Linked DNA regions of Homo sapiens: region 2 is linked to region 1. A link is a contact called in ENCODE Hi-C data. All regions are on one chromosome and are shown on one strand. The core of a region is the stretch at or near the end of the contact, and the rest is flanking DNA. Distances in the headings are between cores, read along the strand shown. Region 1 overlaps DNAJC10 (DnaJ heat shock protein family (Hsp40) member C10). Region 2 holds the start of NUP35 (nucleoporin 35).

Region 1 (3,785 bases), core at 441-2,940:
TACTTGAAAGATATTTAATTTGACCAGAAATAAAAGGAGCTGGATACCAATGGAAATAATTAGTTGTAGCAATTTTGGGTTTTGTTCGGTTGGTTGGTTTTATTTTTCGGTATAGCATTGTCCATCTTCCTTTGTAAATGGCTGTCTCTTCCTGAGGGCAAAGTCCATGTTTTATTTATTTTTATATCCTCAGGGCCTAACTCAGTAAATGCTTATATAAAATTAAACTGAATACATACCCTCAATGCAGTCTGAGCTTTTGGTGTTTCTTTCTGTCGTAACAGTCTTATTAGTGACCTAATCCAGATTGATAGCTTTCTTGCCTCCATAACTCGAGGAACTCTTGCCACTAGTGTTGGTATAAAACACTCAACTGGAATGAGAAAGTCAGCTCCAGTTCCACCAGTTCACACTAAAGCTTAGCATCCCAGGCCATGGGAATTTTTTAGCAGAGGGATTTTAAAGGTCTTACTAGCTATAAAAGATTATTTTTGTTATTAGCTGGTGCATCAGATAAGAGGTTTATTCTTTCCATTCTAATCTTCTTATGCTTCCTTCTGTAATAATTCTGCTTTACTCCATTTCTCATGTACTAAAAACTTTAGTTATAAACTTTGTAATGCAACTCTATATTGTATCTAGTAGAAAATTATTAAACATGAAAAAGACCATTTATTCAACAAATTTTAAGTACCAAATGAAAAGCCATTATGCTAAGTAGTAGGGCCACGTAACTCCACATGAAAGAAAAGGAAGATGAAAAGAAAGAAATTCCATGTCTTTAAGGAGATTTTAATCTAGTGGAAAGAGAAAATGGAAATAAATATAAGTAATACAAGATAATTGCTACAGTAAAATTAGAATGAAGCTGGAACAGGGGTAGAAGGGTGTCAGTGATGCCAGAGAAGGATGTTTAGAGCACCAGAAACAGTATGGTGCCATCTCATAAGTAATTGGAAATACAAGTAAGCAAATATACAAACATTTTGTAAATGACATAGACACTTACGAAATTAACATTTCTACATTTTTCTTACTTTCGGTATGCAAGTGTGTGTGTCTGCCTACATGCTTGTGCCCTAACACAAGTTAGTCTGCATTTTAGTAAACCCCTGCCTTGGGGACGAAACTAGAGGCAGCAAAGATATTTTAAGTGTCCTGAAGTGAGAGGTGATAACTTTAATCAGGATTAGGGCATTGGTGATAGAAAGAAGGGGACAAATACAAAAGACAGATAAGAATAAATAGGATTGAATGTGATAGATGAAGGATAGAGAGGAGTCTGGATGAGCCTAATTTCTGGCTTGAACTGAATGAATAGAACGAGGAAAAGTGGGTTCAGGGGACATGCTGTGTTTGGATGCTTATGCGGCATTCACCCAAAGCAGGCCAATGCGTGGTTAGATATGAAATCGAAGAGAATGATTGGGGTACATCAGCATATAGATATGTAAAACCACCTTGGGCACCTGTTCACAGTGAAAAGATTGTTGATCAAAGATGGAACTCTGATTGGATATTATAACTTGAGGGGCAGGTAAAGGAGATCCTCATGCTGGAAAAAGGAAGAACAGTCAGAGGGGTAAGAAAGCCAAGAGAGAGTAGTGATAAATGCTAAAAAAGAAAGAAAGGAGTGGTCAGCAGTAAACATCAGTTGCGCAATAAGAAGACCAAAAAGTGCCCAGTTTGGTCAAGCGGTCACTGGTGAACTTACAGCAGTTTCAGCAGAGGGAGCAGTAAGCACAGAAGACGACTAAAATGTTGCCAAATAAGCAGACAATGGGAAGCAGTGAAACAGTAGACTGCTGCTCAGGAAAAAAAAAAAAGAGAGAGAGCGTGAGAAGCACTATGACAGAGGAACCATAATCCAGGAAGGAATCCTTTCATGATTATATACATCTTCACTGGAGAATATGTGTTCTGACAGGGAGGGACTGGAGAATACAGGTGGAGTAAGTCAGCCTTCACGAGACAAAGAGTGCCCAAAGAGTCCTACCACAGCACACCCCCAGTGAAAGGAGAAAAAGATAGAAACAGAAACATGTTTATGGTATGATGTGCCAGTAGTGGGTGGCAGGAAGAAGTTGAGACATTGCAGGATAAAGCTGCTCAGTTTTCTTGATGAGGCAAAGGAGGGTTTATTTGCTGTTGGAGAGGTGGTGCTAGGTGAATAGGGGCTTAAAGGGATAATGTGGAAATAATCTTGTTTGAGTAGGAAGAATTAAAGTTTTTTAAATAAATTCTTAGATTCAAAATGTTTTATATCCTATTGCTTTGTTGTTGCCAAAATAGTTTATGCCAAACAGAAAATGGCAAACTGTATTTTTCTTTTTCAGATGATTAAAGGAAAAGTGAAAGCTGGAAAAGTAGACTGTCAGGCTTATGCTCAGACATGCCAGAAAGCTGGGATCAGGGCCTATCCAACTGTTAAATTTTATTTCTACGAAAGAGCAAAGGTATGTCCAGACTTTCCTCTGTTCCTTCCCTTAGTAGGCCAAGCTCAAAAGATGTGTTTCAGTCTGAGTAATGTTTTTTTTCTGTTTTCTCATCCTTGTCATTTTTTTATATTATTACATATTACTGATACAAGTTTTTAAAATTTACATGTATACCAAGCGATCTTAAAAGGTTTTTTGTCTTGTGGTTGATACAGACTCAATTGCCTTAACATTTTTATACTAATGAATAGGAAAACTACTAGAAAGAGACAAAAAAAGTATTATTCGTGATAATCTTTGAGTGCTGGAATTCAAGGTAATTTTCTACTTTTCTGTGAAAGGTTATGGTGACTGTTGAGGTCACTAAGAATACTCTATAATACACACTGCTGCTTGGAATAATATTTCCTTAGTATATTTCTATTCAGTATACTTTTTACTGAATAAGTTTCAAAGTAATGAGCTTCCTTTGTGGGGAGGAAAGAACAATGATAAAGTATTTGCCATGTACTCATGTTTTCTGGTAAAACATTAAAAATAGATAATTTCAAATATTTTTATACTTTTTGTCCAGAGCTTATAGCTTGCAGTGAATGCCAAGAATGAGTTCTCAGACAATTCCAGCTGAACGGGGGCAAGATAGCTCTTCTAAGAGAGTCCACCCCAGCATTCATCCGCACAGTATTTATTGAAAGGGCTTGTTAAACCACAAACATCCACTAGATGGCTTGAGGTCCAGTCGTGAGACACCTGTGGCCTTGTAAAAGCACTCAAACTGCATTCTCAGGAGGCTGTTTTTAGCGTTCCTTATCACACCACACACTCCACTCCTGTCCTGTTTTCGGGATCAAGGAATTTCATTCTCATGCACAAATAACATACACACAGTGCCTCAGTATTTTTCCATGCCCCGACCTCAAATGCCACGTACATAAGGTTGAATATATTGCCATGCTCCCCCGATGTCTCCCTCTTCTTTAATTCTTAGCACATGCTGGTCATCCAATGCAAGGTAAACTTCTATTGTTCTTCCTTGGTCATAGATACGTTGGGTGGCAGCACAGAGCCGTCTGCAAATGCCTAGCAAACAGATAAAAAAAAGAATAAGTACAACGGCCATCACCTAAATGCATATGTTTAACCCAGACAACCAAGTGTTGGGGTTTAACCAATGAAAACTTTCTTGTAATTGCTGAAGGGTACTTGTTTGTAGTTGCTGTGACTATTCTTCAAGTTGTTCAATTTACACTCAAGAGTGGAAATTTGAGAAGACAAATAGTCGTGATAAGCCCCTTGCAGATGTGCTTTCACTCTCTCCCAAGCATATTGGGAGCTATTATATGGCAG
Region 2 (3,783 bases), core at 1,233-3,732, 360 kb after region 1:
CAACGTGCAGGTTTGTTACATATGTATACATGTGTAAAGGCCATTCTTAAATCCTCCAATTTACAAACCCTTTTCTACTTTACTGTTAATAGTTTGGTGCAAATCTTTTTCTTTTTCTTTTCTTTTTTTTTTTTGGACACAGAGTCTCGCTCTGTCGCCAGGCTGGAGTGCAGTGGCATGGTCTTGGCTCACTGCAACCTCCACCTCCTGGGTTCAAGCGATTCTCCTGCCTCAGCCTCCCAAGTAGCTGGGATTACAGGCATGTGCCACCATGCCCGGATAATTTTTGTATTTTTTAGTAGAGATGGGGTTTCACCATGTTGGCCAGGCTGGTCTGGAACTCCTGACCTCGTGATCCGCCCGCCTTGGCCTCCCAAAGTGCTGGGATTACAGGCATGAGCCACCATGCCCGGCTGGTGCAAATCTTTTTCAACATCTTCTTTTATTTAAAGAAGTATCACTCTTTTCTCTTTCTCTGCATCTGTTCCTAAATAAACCCGTTATTAAATAAAAATGGTGCCGTATATGCATGCATGTTTTCAAATTACTTTTTTTCATTATATCTATCACAGAGGTCTTTCTAGGTTAATATTTACACTCATATCAAATCCATCTAATTCATTTTAGTTGTTGTATAGTGTTCTTTTGTTTGGCTAGATCATAATTTGTATAGAAATTTCTTTTTTATTTTGTAGAGAAGTGGGGTCTCACTATCTCAAACTCCTGGACTCAAGTGATCAACCCCTCAGCCTCCCAAGGTGCTGGGATTGCAGGTGTGAGCCACCACATCTAGCCTCAATGTGTGTAGAAATTTATACATTGATATACCTTTCTTGGTAGCTTAATTCTAAAAAGTGGATTGCCCTGTGTTGTGGGCTGACTACTCCCCAAAGATATCCATACACTAAGCTTTAGAATCTGTGAATGTTACCTTATATGGCAAAAGGTATTTTGAAGATGTGATTATTAACTTAATCACCTCTACTGAATATTGAAATAGTAAGATTATCCTGGATTACCTGGGTGGGTCCTAAATGTCATCACAAGGCTATGTGATGGCAGAAGCTGAACAAAGCAGTGTCAGACAGACCAAAGATGCTACATCGTTGGCTTTGAAAAAGCAGGAAGGTGGCACAAGCTAAGAAATATAAGTGGCTTCTAGAAGCTTGAAAAAGCAAGGTAATAGATTCTCCCCTGGAGCCTCCAGAAGAAAATAGTCCTTCTGGTACTTTGATTTTAGCCCTACAATACTCATTTTGGATTTTTGGCCTCCAGAACTGTAAGAGATACATTTGTGCTGGTTTAGTTAACCGAGCTTGTGGTACTCCAATGTGACTTTATCTGAACTTTATTACATCTGCAAAGACCCGATTTCCAAATAAGGTCATATTCATAAGTATGAGGGTTAGGACTTGAACATAAATTTTTGAGGGACACAATTCAATTCACACACCCATTTTCAAAAAGTCAATTCGATCTGTGAGTGGTTTTAAAATTTGATTTCTGTGAACCTACCATTTAATTCTGGAATTGTTACTGCCTCATTCCAAAGACAAAATTCTTCCTCCATTTGAGATTTTAGGAAGTCCTAGAAGAAATAGCTGAGCATGGGTGGATATTTTGGAAATAATCCTCATGGTATGGAGCAGAGAACGTCCCCAGTTATACATATGTAGCACATTATTTTATAAAGTTAGTATTTGAGCAAAACTAAACAATATATTTTTACACACACATATGCAGAATATGTGTATGTGATTTACGTATGACTATGCCCTAAAGAAAAGCAGCAAAGTGAGGGGACGTGGACGGCAGGGATGGCACATGCAGAAGCACGCAAGATTCCGCGGTGTGGAGGGTTCGTGGGTGCGTATAATTATCTTCCATTATTTACATGTGTACTTTATGCGTTCGTTAGCTATATTTTTGTATGTTTTAATATGCAACAAAACGGCGTATGAGTTACGCTTTAATGTAAAATTGTCTACATAACACAAAATTTAAAAGAAATGGCATACGGATAGTAGAAAACATGCTTTGAGGAAAAAGCGTCATGTACTAAGTCCAGAAATCGACATTGCAAAGAGGCACCAACTGTTTTCATCAAGCTGACTTTTCCAGGTGCTACTCAGAAAAGCTGACCGATGATAGAGCACTGGGTCAACTCACGCTAATTATGAAACCGTGAGTAAAATAATCTGTGCTTCTATGTAACTTAAGTACCCACAAATCAGGAAGCATTCCCGGATGAAAAGCATTCACAGAACCATACGCTGGTTCGCCACCTTCCCGGTGCAAAAACCCTTTCCTCGGAAATTCTCAGCGCAAAGACTTTGCCCTATTCCAAAATGGCTCCGGCGCCTACAACTTAAGCATAGCGCAGGTCCGGAAGTTACGCAACCCCATAAGGTAGCACGCCGTTACCCGTGGGGAGCGTTTCCGCCATTTTTGAAAATTAATTGGGAAGGTACTGGTTTTAAGTGTAGTTGCCGACGCAATGGCAGCCTTTGCAGTGGAACCTCAGGGGCCCGCGTTAGGTGAGTGAAATATTGCTTTTCCTTGCTGGCACTGCCATCCATGCTCTGGGCCTGGAGGCGGGCAAGACTGAAAGGCAGTCGTCAGGCTCTCGTCTGCTGGTTTCAGTCGCGGAGAGGGAATCCTTGGGTGCCCCCAAGTTCATAGTCGGTCCCCTACTCGACGCGTCGCCTCCATACTGCTACAAAGGTGGCGCCGGGAAGCTGAGGGCCCTGGGAGGGTGAAGAAAAGGCCGTCTGGCGGTGACTGAGCTGTGTTTGTGCCCCCACACGCCAGCCACGTTAGACTGGCCCATACCTTAACCTCCTTCTGATACCCGAGACGCGATGCTGGTTGCTGGATTCCCAGCTGGTTGCTGGTCCCCAGAAGCATCCCTGGGAGGAACTGACCGCGGTACACGTGGGTGGGCGGTGCCCTGAAGTGTGTGGGTGCAGTCCACTGCTTCTTGATCACCGGTGCTTCCAGTTCCTGTTTTGACTCCTCTCTCCCGGGCTTTGCCAAAGGAATCTTGTTATTAATGGAAGCTTGAATCGTGCAACATTTAATCAACCGTGTGGTTGGTAATCATTGAGATATTGACCTTAACAGCAAGCTAGGAGTTCGCACGATATTTCCCGCCTTTATTTGGGGAAAGTGACTCTTAAGTATTGTAGGAGGTATTTTTCTCTAGTAAGTCACGATCTGAATTTTTTTAAAGATTCATTCCCATTATTCATTGCGGAGCCTCGTTGAAATATGTCGTCTTTGAAAAAAATCTACCACTTTAACAGCACGCGGATTTCTTTTTTTCCTGCTGAGTTTTGCGACTTGTGAGAATCGTCGAAAATTTTAGAACGGAAAATAAACCGTCTTACTGTCATAGAGACTTACCTGAAAAGTTAGGTTATAACTTTCTGAGCTTGGAAAAGAGAGCAAATGTAATATATATGGTGTGGAAAGAGTCTTTAGATTTGAAGGGTATGTAATGCTTGCCATGTTTGGTGTAAAATAAGTTCTTTTTGAGAATAGAGTAACTTGAACTACTTTAGTCTGTCATAAAAAAACTAAATGCATAATGTCAATAATGCAGATACTCTGCATTAAAATTTATATATAGATGTCGTCTTGGTATTTATTTTTAATGTATTTTAGAGATCAAAAACTCTTCATTTCCAGTTCCAAATTTTTCTATTCAACAAAAACATTTTGGAGTGCATATTTATTGGGGTTACAAATGTGAGTAAACCAATCCCTGTATATTGCCTTGCC

The links. A loop is a pair of places that touch in the nucleus more often than their neighbours do. Pooled maps may share reads with other maps.
Region 2: a loop to region 1 is called in a map of esophagus muscularis mucosa, with 2.9 times the contacts of the local background. The contact joins the promoter of NUP35 here to the enhancer-like site in region 1. A Hi-C loop is called at or near these places in 1 of 168 maps with a recorded cell type or tissue (esophagus muscularis mucosa) and 6 of 50 pooled maps.

The regions. Positions count from the first base shown.
Region 1 is chr2:182,760,346-182,764,130 of GRCh38, forward strand. DNAJC10 (DnaJ heat shock protein family (Hsp40) member C10) reads left to right here. Exons shown (of 24, transcript NM_018981.4): 22 at 2,337-2,456. Among named protein-coding and RNA genes, the nearest start is that of DNAJC10, 46 kb to the left of the region's middle. Within about 2 kb of position 1,691, at least 3 of the 41 ENCODE cell types and tissues checked have a DNase peak (open chromatin) inside an H3K27ac peak, as active enhancers do.
Region 2 is chr2:183,121,961-183,125,743 of GRCh38, forward strand. It overlaps NUP35 (nucleoporin 35), which reads left to right and starts at 2,483. Exons shown (of 9, transcript NM_138285.5): 1 at 2,483-2,537. The coding sequence starts at 2,498. It overlaps LOC124907917 (a long non-coding RNA gene), which reads right to left and starts at 2,997. Exons shown (of 2, transcript XR_007087331.1): 1 at 2,833-2,997; 2 at 1,957-2,747. RefSeq lists an enhancer at 2,533-3,301.